Linked DNA regions of Homo sapiens: regions 1 and 3 are each linked to region 2. Evidence: read pairs that join two places in POLR2A ChIA-PET (ENCODE). Cell type or tissue: B cell. All regions are shown on one strand. Region 1 holds the start of LOC124902691 (a long non-coding RNA gene). Region 2 has its middle 3.9 kb from the start of ZNRD2-DT. Region 3 has its middle 8.8 kb from the start of POLA2.

Region 1 (2,500 bases), 240 kb before region 2:
TGACAGAGTCTCACTCTGTCACCTGGGCTAGAGTGCAGTGGCACAATCTCGGCTCACTGCAACCTCCGCTTCCCAGATTCAAGCAATTCTTCTGCCTCAGCCTCTCGAGTAGCTGGGATTGCAGATGCCTGCCACTGCTCCCAGCTAATTTTGTGTATTTTTAGTAGAGACGGGGTTTCACCATGTTGGCCAGGCTGGTCTCGAACTTCTGACCCCAGTTGATCCGCCCGCCTCAGCCTCCCAAAGTGCTGGTATTACAGGCATGAGCCACCATGCCCGTCCAGGAAAGGTGTTACAAATGGTTGCAGTGTGTGATGAAGGAAAGAACTGGGGCTCGGGAAGGGCGGGACTGTGAAGCTGGAACACAGGCTGGCGGCAGCAGGGAAGAGTTTCGCTGGCCAGGCTGACGCTGAGGCGATGGGGTGCTGCTGAAGGACGTGAAAGCAGAAGAGATAGGTGGTCAGATCTAGACCTGAGGAACGACATCACCCACGCCAGGTCGGGGATGGAGGTAGCCATGGCAGGCATGAGCAGGAGGACTGGACCCAGGTGAGGATGGTGGAGACAGAGAGGAGGGGAGTGGCCTAAGGTGGGGCCCGGTGGCCCCTTCTTCCACCCTCAGCCAGTTCTTTTCTACCTGTGTGACCTTGGAATCCCAGACACCCACCACTCCCCCAGCCTTTCACAAACATTACACAGTGTGTGTGTGTGTGTGTGTGTGTGTGTGTGTGTGTGTGTGTGTGTGAGAATGCATTTTTTTATTATTTCTGGACATTTTATTTATTTATTTATTTATTTCGAGACGGAGTCTTGCTCTGTCGCCCAGGCTAGAGTGCAGTGGCACGATCTCAGCTCACTACAACCTCCGCCTCCCAGGTTCAAGCGATTCTCCTGCCTCAGCCTCCCGAGTAGCTGGGATTACAGGTGCCTGCCACCATGCCCGGCTAATTATTTTTGTTTTTGTTTTGAGATGGAGTCTTGCTCTGGTGCCAGGCTGGAGTGCAGTGGCACGATCTGAGCTCACTGCAATCTCCGCCTCCCGGGTTCAAGCGATTCCCCTGCCTCAGCCTCCCGAGTAGTTGAGACTACAGGCATGCACCACCACGCCCAGTTAATTTTTTGTATTTTAGTAGAGACGGGGTTTCACCATCTTGGCCATGTTGTGATCCTCCTGCCTTGGCCTCCCAAAGTGCTGGGATTACAGGTGTGAGCCACCGCACCCGGTGCCCAGCTAATTTTTGTAGGCCAATTTTTGTATTTTTAGTAGAGACAGGATTTTGTCTTGTTGGTCTCGAACTCCTCACCTCAGGTGATCTGCCCACCTTGGCCTCCCAAAGTGCTGGGATTATGGACGTGAGCCACTGTGCCCGGCCTTATTTTATTATTATTTTTTTTTTGATACTGAGTCTGGCTCTGTCGCCCAGGGTGGAGTACAGTGGCACGCTCACTGCAACCTCCACCTCCTGGGTTCAAGAGATTCTCCTCCCTCAGCCTCCCGAGTAGCTGGGATTACAGGCACATGCCACCGTGCTCGGCTAATTTTTGTAGTTTTGGTATAGATGGGTTTTCACCATGTTAGCCAGGATGGTCTCGATTTCCTGACCTGATCCTCCTGCCTCGGCCTCCCAAAGTGCTGGGATTACAGGCGTGAGCCATCGTGCCCAGCCTTTTATTTTTATTTTTTGTAGAGATGAGGTTTTGCCATGTTGCCCTAGCTGGTCTCAAACTCCTGGGCTCAAGTGATCCTCCCTCCTCGGCCTCCCAAAATGCTGGAATTACAGGTATGAGCCACTGCACTCAGCCCGCATTTTTTTTTTTATTGTGGTAAAATATATATAATATAAAATTTACCATTTTAAGTATACATTTCAGTGGCATTAACTACATTTACGTTATTTTGCAACAATCACCACCATCCATCTCCAGAATTGTTTTCATGTTTCCAAACGGAAGCTGTGTCTCCATCAAACATTAGCTCCCATTCTCCCCACCCCCTAGTCCCTGCAACCACCATGCTACTTTCTGTCTCTATAAATCTGACTACTCTAAGTACCTCATTGTTAGCATCATGTCCTCAAGGTTCATCCATGTTGTAACATATGTCCCAATGGCCTTCCTTTTTAAGGCTGAATAATATTCCATTGTATACATGTATATACTACACTTTGTGTATCCATTTGTTCGTCCATGGACACTCAGGCTGGATGTACCGTTTAGCTATGGTGAATAGTGCTGCTATAAACAAGGGTGCACAAATATCTGTTCAAGACCTTGCTTTCAGTTCGTTTGGGTAAATACCCAGAAGTGGAATGGCCGGATCACATTTTTAATTTTTTGAGGAACTGCCATATTGTTTTCCATTGTGTCTATACCAATTTACATTCCCACCAAACTTTATGTTTTTGTTTCCCTTTTTTTTCTTTTTTTGAGACAGAGTTTCGCTCTTGTTGCCCAGGCTGGAGCGCTATGGTGCAATCTCCACTCACTGCAACCTCCGCCT
Region 2 (2,500 bases):
TTATTTTTTTTTTGAGACAGAGTCTCACTCTGTTGCCAGGCTGGAGTGCAGTGGCACAATCTCAGCTCACTGCAGCCTCCACTTCCTGGGTTCAATCGATTCTTGTGTCACGGCTTCCTGAGTAGCTGGGATTACAGGCAGCCACCACCACCACTCCCAACTGATTTTTGTATTTTTAGTAGAGATGAGGTTTCACCATGTTGGTCAGGCTGATCTCGAACTCCTGGCCTCAGGTGATCTGCCCGCCTCGGCCTCCCAAAGTGTGGGATTACAGGCATGAACCACTGCGCCCGGCCTTGCTCATCAGCTTTAAAGATGAGGGATGGAAGTGATGAAGGCCTGGAGGGGACAAGGTTGCCCTAAAGCATTTCTCTCCAAAGACACTTTACTGAAAGTGGCTATTAAACCCCTCTAATGTGCCACTTACTGTGGGTAGTAAAACGATGGACACTGAGAGTTGGGATTGGAAATGAGATGAAACTACCTTCACGCTTGATAAATCAGGGGGCCCTTCTGCCCTGCCACTCTTCCCCGCCTTTTGAGCACGGGAGAAATCTACTGGTAAGAGCTCAGGCTCAAGAGGTACACTGGCTGCCAGCCGGGAGCCCCAGCCCTGCCACTCCCAACTGGGTGACTGTGGATACATCTCTCACTACTCCAGGCCTCAGCCTCCTCATTTGCAAATTGGGAATGATGATAAGACCTAGCTGCCAGTGTTGTCCTAAGGAATAAGCGAAATACTTCATAAAGAGCTCTTAACACAGTGCCTGGCCCAAAGAAAACACACACACCAAGTTGAGTGTGATTATTTTTATTGTTGTATCATCCAGCCACTTCCTGTTTCACAGAAATGTCAAGGTGATTCACATTGCAGTGAAAACCAAAAAAAAAAAAAAAAAAAAAAGAATAGCTGACCCCTTTTCAGTGCCTGTGTGAAAATACAAATGATAAGTTACGTTTTTCAGAGGCCAGGCAACATGGCATAGGCCACTTGTTGCCATGTGAACCATCCCCACCAAATCAGCCAGCCCAGGGGGAGCTGTAATTGAGCTGTGCATGACTGAGCTGCTGTGGGGTGCTCTATCACCCAGAAAAGAGCCTAACTACAGCCATGTCATCAGTGCCACAAGGAGGGACCAATTTGGACTGGCTCACATGAAACTGTGATTCCCTTCCCTCCCCCTCCCCCTCCTCCTTTCCCTCCTTTCTCTTCCCTGACTCCATGCTCTGTTGCCCAGGCTGGAGTGCAGTGGCAGGATCTCCACTCACTGCAACCTCCGCCTCCCAGTTCAAGCAATTCCCGTCTCAGCCTCATGAGTAGCTGGAACTACAGGCTCGCACCACCATGCCCAGCTAGTTTTTGTATTTTTAGTAGAGATGGGGTTTCACTATGTTGGCCAGGCTGGTCTCGAACTCCTGACCTCAAGTGATCTGCCAGTCTTGACCTCCCAAAGTGCTGGGATTAAAGTTGTGAGCCACCATGCCTGGCTGAAGGTGTGATATATTGTCGGCAAGGGAAGGGTGTGAAAGAGCCCAAGCCCATTGCTCCACAGACACTGGCCTGTCCACTGTGACTGCTGCGAATAGGTTTTACCACCAACACCTGTGAGCACCTTCTATGTCAAGGACTGTGAAGCATCTGAGATCTTACCCACTTGCAAGCTACCAAGGTAGCCCGTCAGGTTCAAGAATGCTGGCAGAATACAGGAGAGTCCTGGGTCAGAGACAAAGGACTTGATCGCTGTGCAGCAAACAGCATGAGCACCAGCATATTTCCGTTAGTTCCTTTTGACCCTAAGTCCCATGGGGGTGATGCTGATGGGCTCAGGCAAGTGTGGGCACACAGAGCGAATTACATTGTGGGAGAGGACCCTAAGCTTAGGAAACTCAAAGCCAGTAAGCATGGCTGTCCTTTGCTCTGGAGGGAGACACTATCTCCATCTTCCATAGCTGTTCCCTAGATAAACATCTTTGAAGCTGGCGCGGTGGCTCAGGCCTGTAATCCTACCACTTTGGGAGGCTGAGGTGGGCAGATCACCTGAAGTCGGGAGCTTGAGACTAGTCTGGCCAACATGGTGAAACACCGTCTCTACTAGAAATAAAAATTTAAAAAATTGGCTGGGCGCGGTGGCTCATGCCTATAATCCCAGCACTTTGGGAGGCCGAGACGGGCAGATCACGAGGTCAGGAGATCGAGACCATCGTGGCTAACACAGTGAAATCCTGTCTCTACTAAAAATGCAAAAAAAATTAATCGGGCGTGGTGGCAGGTGCCTGTAGTCCCAGCTACTTGGGAGGCTGAGGCAGGAGAATGGCGTGAATCCAGGAGGCAGAGCTTGCAGTGAGCCGAGATCGCACCATTGCACTCCAGCCTGGGCAACAGAGCAAGATGCCGTCTCAAAAAAAAAAAAAAAATTAGCCAGCTGTGGTGGCGCATGCCTGTAATCCCACTCCAGTGGGTGAGGCACAAGAATTGCTTGAACCTGGAAGGTGGAGGTGG
Region 3 (2,500 bases), 310 kb before region 2:
TCACAGCCATACCCCAGAACATCACTGCCGGACAGGTGATAACTGGACCAATAGATCTCCTGTCCGAGCCGTGTCAGGGATAGGGACCTGCTGGGGGTCTTCATTCTGCTGAGCAAGGACCCAAAGCTTGAGCAATGCTTGAGGGTCTCTGAGCCCCAGTGGCAGATCTTAAACCACAGCAGCTCCTCCTCTTTGGGCCTGGGCAGTGAGGCCTGTCTGGATATATGACCAGAGCACCGTGGCCTCCTCCAGCATCACTGAGCAGGGGCAAAGCTACAGCGGAGTGCTGAACCTTCAAATCACCTTTTAAACTTTCTTTTAATCAAGATATAACCGGCCGGGCGCGGTGGCTCATGCCTGTAATCCCAGCACTTTGGAAGGCCAAGGTGGGCAGATCACCTGAGGTCGGGAGTTCGAGACCAGCCTGGCCAACATGGAGAAACCCCGTCTCTACTAAAAATACAAAATTAGCCGGGCATGGTGGCGCATGCCTGTAATCCCAGCTACTAGGGAGGCTAAGGCAGGAGAATCACTTGAACCTGGGAGGCAGAGGTTGTGGTGAGCTGAGATTGCGCCACTGCACTCCAGCCTGGGCAACAAGAGTGAAACTCTGTCTCAAAAAAAAAAAAAAAAAAAAGAGATATAACCTTTTCCATTAAATGTAAATTTAAGTACAGCTGGATAACTTTTATATTTTGTTTTGCCTATGTTTGAATTTCATATAAACAAAACCATATAGAATGTATTCCTTAGGCTGGGCACGGTGGCTGGGTGACAGGGTGAGACTCCGCCTCAAAAAAAAAAAGAATGTATTCTTTTTTTTTTTTTTAGACAGAGTCTTGCTCTGTCACCCAGGCTGGAGTGCAGTGGTGCAATCTCGGCTCACTGTAACCTCCACCTCTTGGGTTCAAGCGATTCTCCTGCCTCAGCCTCCTGAGTACCTGTGATTACAGGCACCCGCCACCATGCCCAGCTAATTTTTGTATTTTTAGTAGACATGGGTTTTCGTCATGTTGGCCAGGCTGGTCTTGAACTCCTGACCTCAGGCGATCTGCCCGCCTCGGCCTCCCAAAGTGCTAGGATTACAGGCGTGAGCCACCGTGCCTGGCCCAAGCTTTGTTTTTTTAAATCTTGCCTCCCACTATGCAGAAAGCCTCAGTTTCAGATAACAGCACGGAGGGATTTTGGGAGGAAGAAAATTTGAATAACAACAATATTGATGTTGGCAAGGATGTGGAGAAAAGGAAACTCTTTTTTTTTTTTTTTGAGACAGAGTCTCCCTCTGTTGCCCAGGCTGGAGTGCAGTGGCGCGACCTTGGCTCACTGCAATCTCTGCCTCCTGGGTTCAAGTGATTCTCCTGCCTCAGCCTCCTGAGTAGCTGGGATTACAGGCGCCTGCCACCATGCCGGCTAATTTTTGTATTTTTAGTAGAGATGGGGTTTCACCATGTTGGCCAGGCTGGTCTTGAACTCCTGACCTCAAGTGATCCACCAGCCTCAGATTCCCAAAGTGCAGGGATTACAGGTGTAAGCCATCATGCCAGGCCAAAAAGGGAACTCTTATACACTATTGGGGGATTGTAAATTAGTACAACTTCTATGGAAGACAATACAAGGGTTTCTCAAAGAACTAAAAATAGAACTAACATGTGCTCCAGCAATCTCACTATTGAGTGTCTACCCAAAGCAATCATTACATCGAAAAGGTACCTGCACCAGTACATTTACCACAGCACTATTCACAAGAGCAAAGACATGGAATCAACCTAAGTGTCCATCAACAGATGATTGGATAAAGAAAATGTGGTACATATACACCATGGAATACTATTGGGTCATAAAAAAGAATGAAATCATGTATTTTGCAGTCACATGGATGGAACTGGAGGACATACATGGATGGAACTGGAGGACATTCATGGATGGAACTGGAGGACATTAAGTAAAACAAATCAGACACAGAAAGACAAATACTGCACATTCTCAATTCTAAGAGGGAGCTAAATAATATGTACACATGGACGTAGAGTGTGGAATGGTAGAGAACTGAGACTCAGAAGGGTGAGTGGGGGTGAATGGGGGTAGGTGATCAGAGATTACTGAATGGATACAATGTGTGTTATTTAGGTGACAGATACCCTAAAAGTCCTGACTTCACCACTACACAATCTATGCATGTAACAAAATTACACTCACACCCCATAAAGTTATACACATGAAATAAATAAATAGTGTAAAAGACAGTCCTGGAGAAACTCAGACCAGACCCTGAGGACCATGCTACACTGCCACCACCTGGTGGCAATATACCTACAGTGTAGGGCGGTGCCTCCCAAAATTCCCAAATTCCCGACTTCTGGAGAGCATCAAAAATAAATAAAACATGTACTCACACTACTGAACTGTACACTTACAAACGGTTAAGATCATACATGTTATGTTATGTGTTTTTACCACAATTAAAACACAGATGACTAGGCGTGGTGGCTCACGCCTGTAA

The links. ChIA-PET counts read pairs that join two places held together with the same protein. Peaks named below come from ENCODE experiments on the same cell type or tissue, not always from the same donor. Only the 100,000 strongest peaks of a DNase experiment are listed, where the experiment ranks them.
Region 1: POLR2A ChIA-PET joins it to region 2 with 5 read pairs; 10 of 35 experiments call an interaction of 5 or more read pairs at or near these places.
Region 3: POLR2A ChIA-PET joins it to region 2 with 6 read pairs; 3 of 35 experiments call an interaction of 5 or more read pairs at or near these places.

Annotation. Positions count from the first base shown.
Region 1 is chr11:65,323,540-65,326,039 of GRCh38, forward strand. LOC124902691 (a long non-coding RNA gene) reads left to right here and starts at 206. Exons shown (of 2, transcript XR_007062728.1): 1 at 206-549. In B cell, no CTCF peak of the experiment used is centred here; no DNase peak of the experiment used is centred here; H3K27me3 peaks cover 254 bases.
Region 2 is chr11:65,565,238-65,567,737 of GRCh38, forward strand. No RefSeq gene overlaps it. Among named protein-coding and RNA genes, the nearest start is that of ZNRD2-DT, 3.9 kb to the right of the region's middle. In B cell, no CTCF peak of the experiment used is centred here; a DNase peak (open chromatin) is centred at 1,024; H3K27ac peaks cover 2,407 bases.
Region 3 is chr11:65,251,866-65,254,365 of GRCh38, forward strand. No RefSeq gene overlaps it. Among named protein-coding and RNA genes, the nearest start is that of POLA2, 8.8 kb to the right of the region's middle. In B cell, a CTCF peak has its summit at 2,376; no DNase peak of the experiment used is centred here.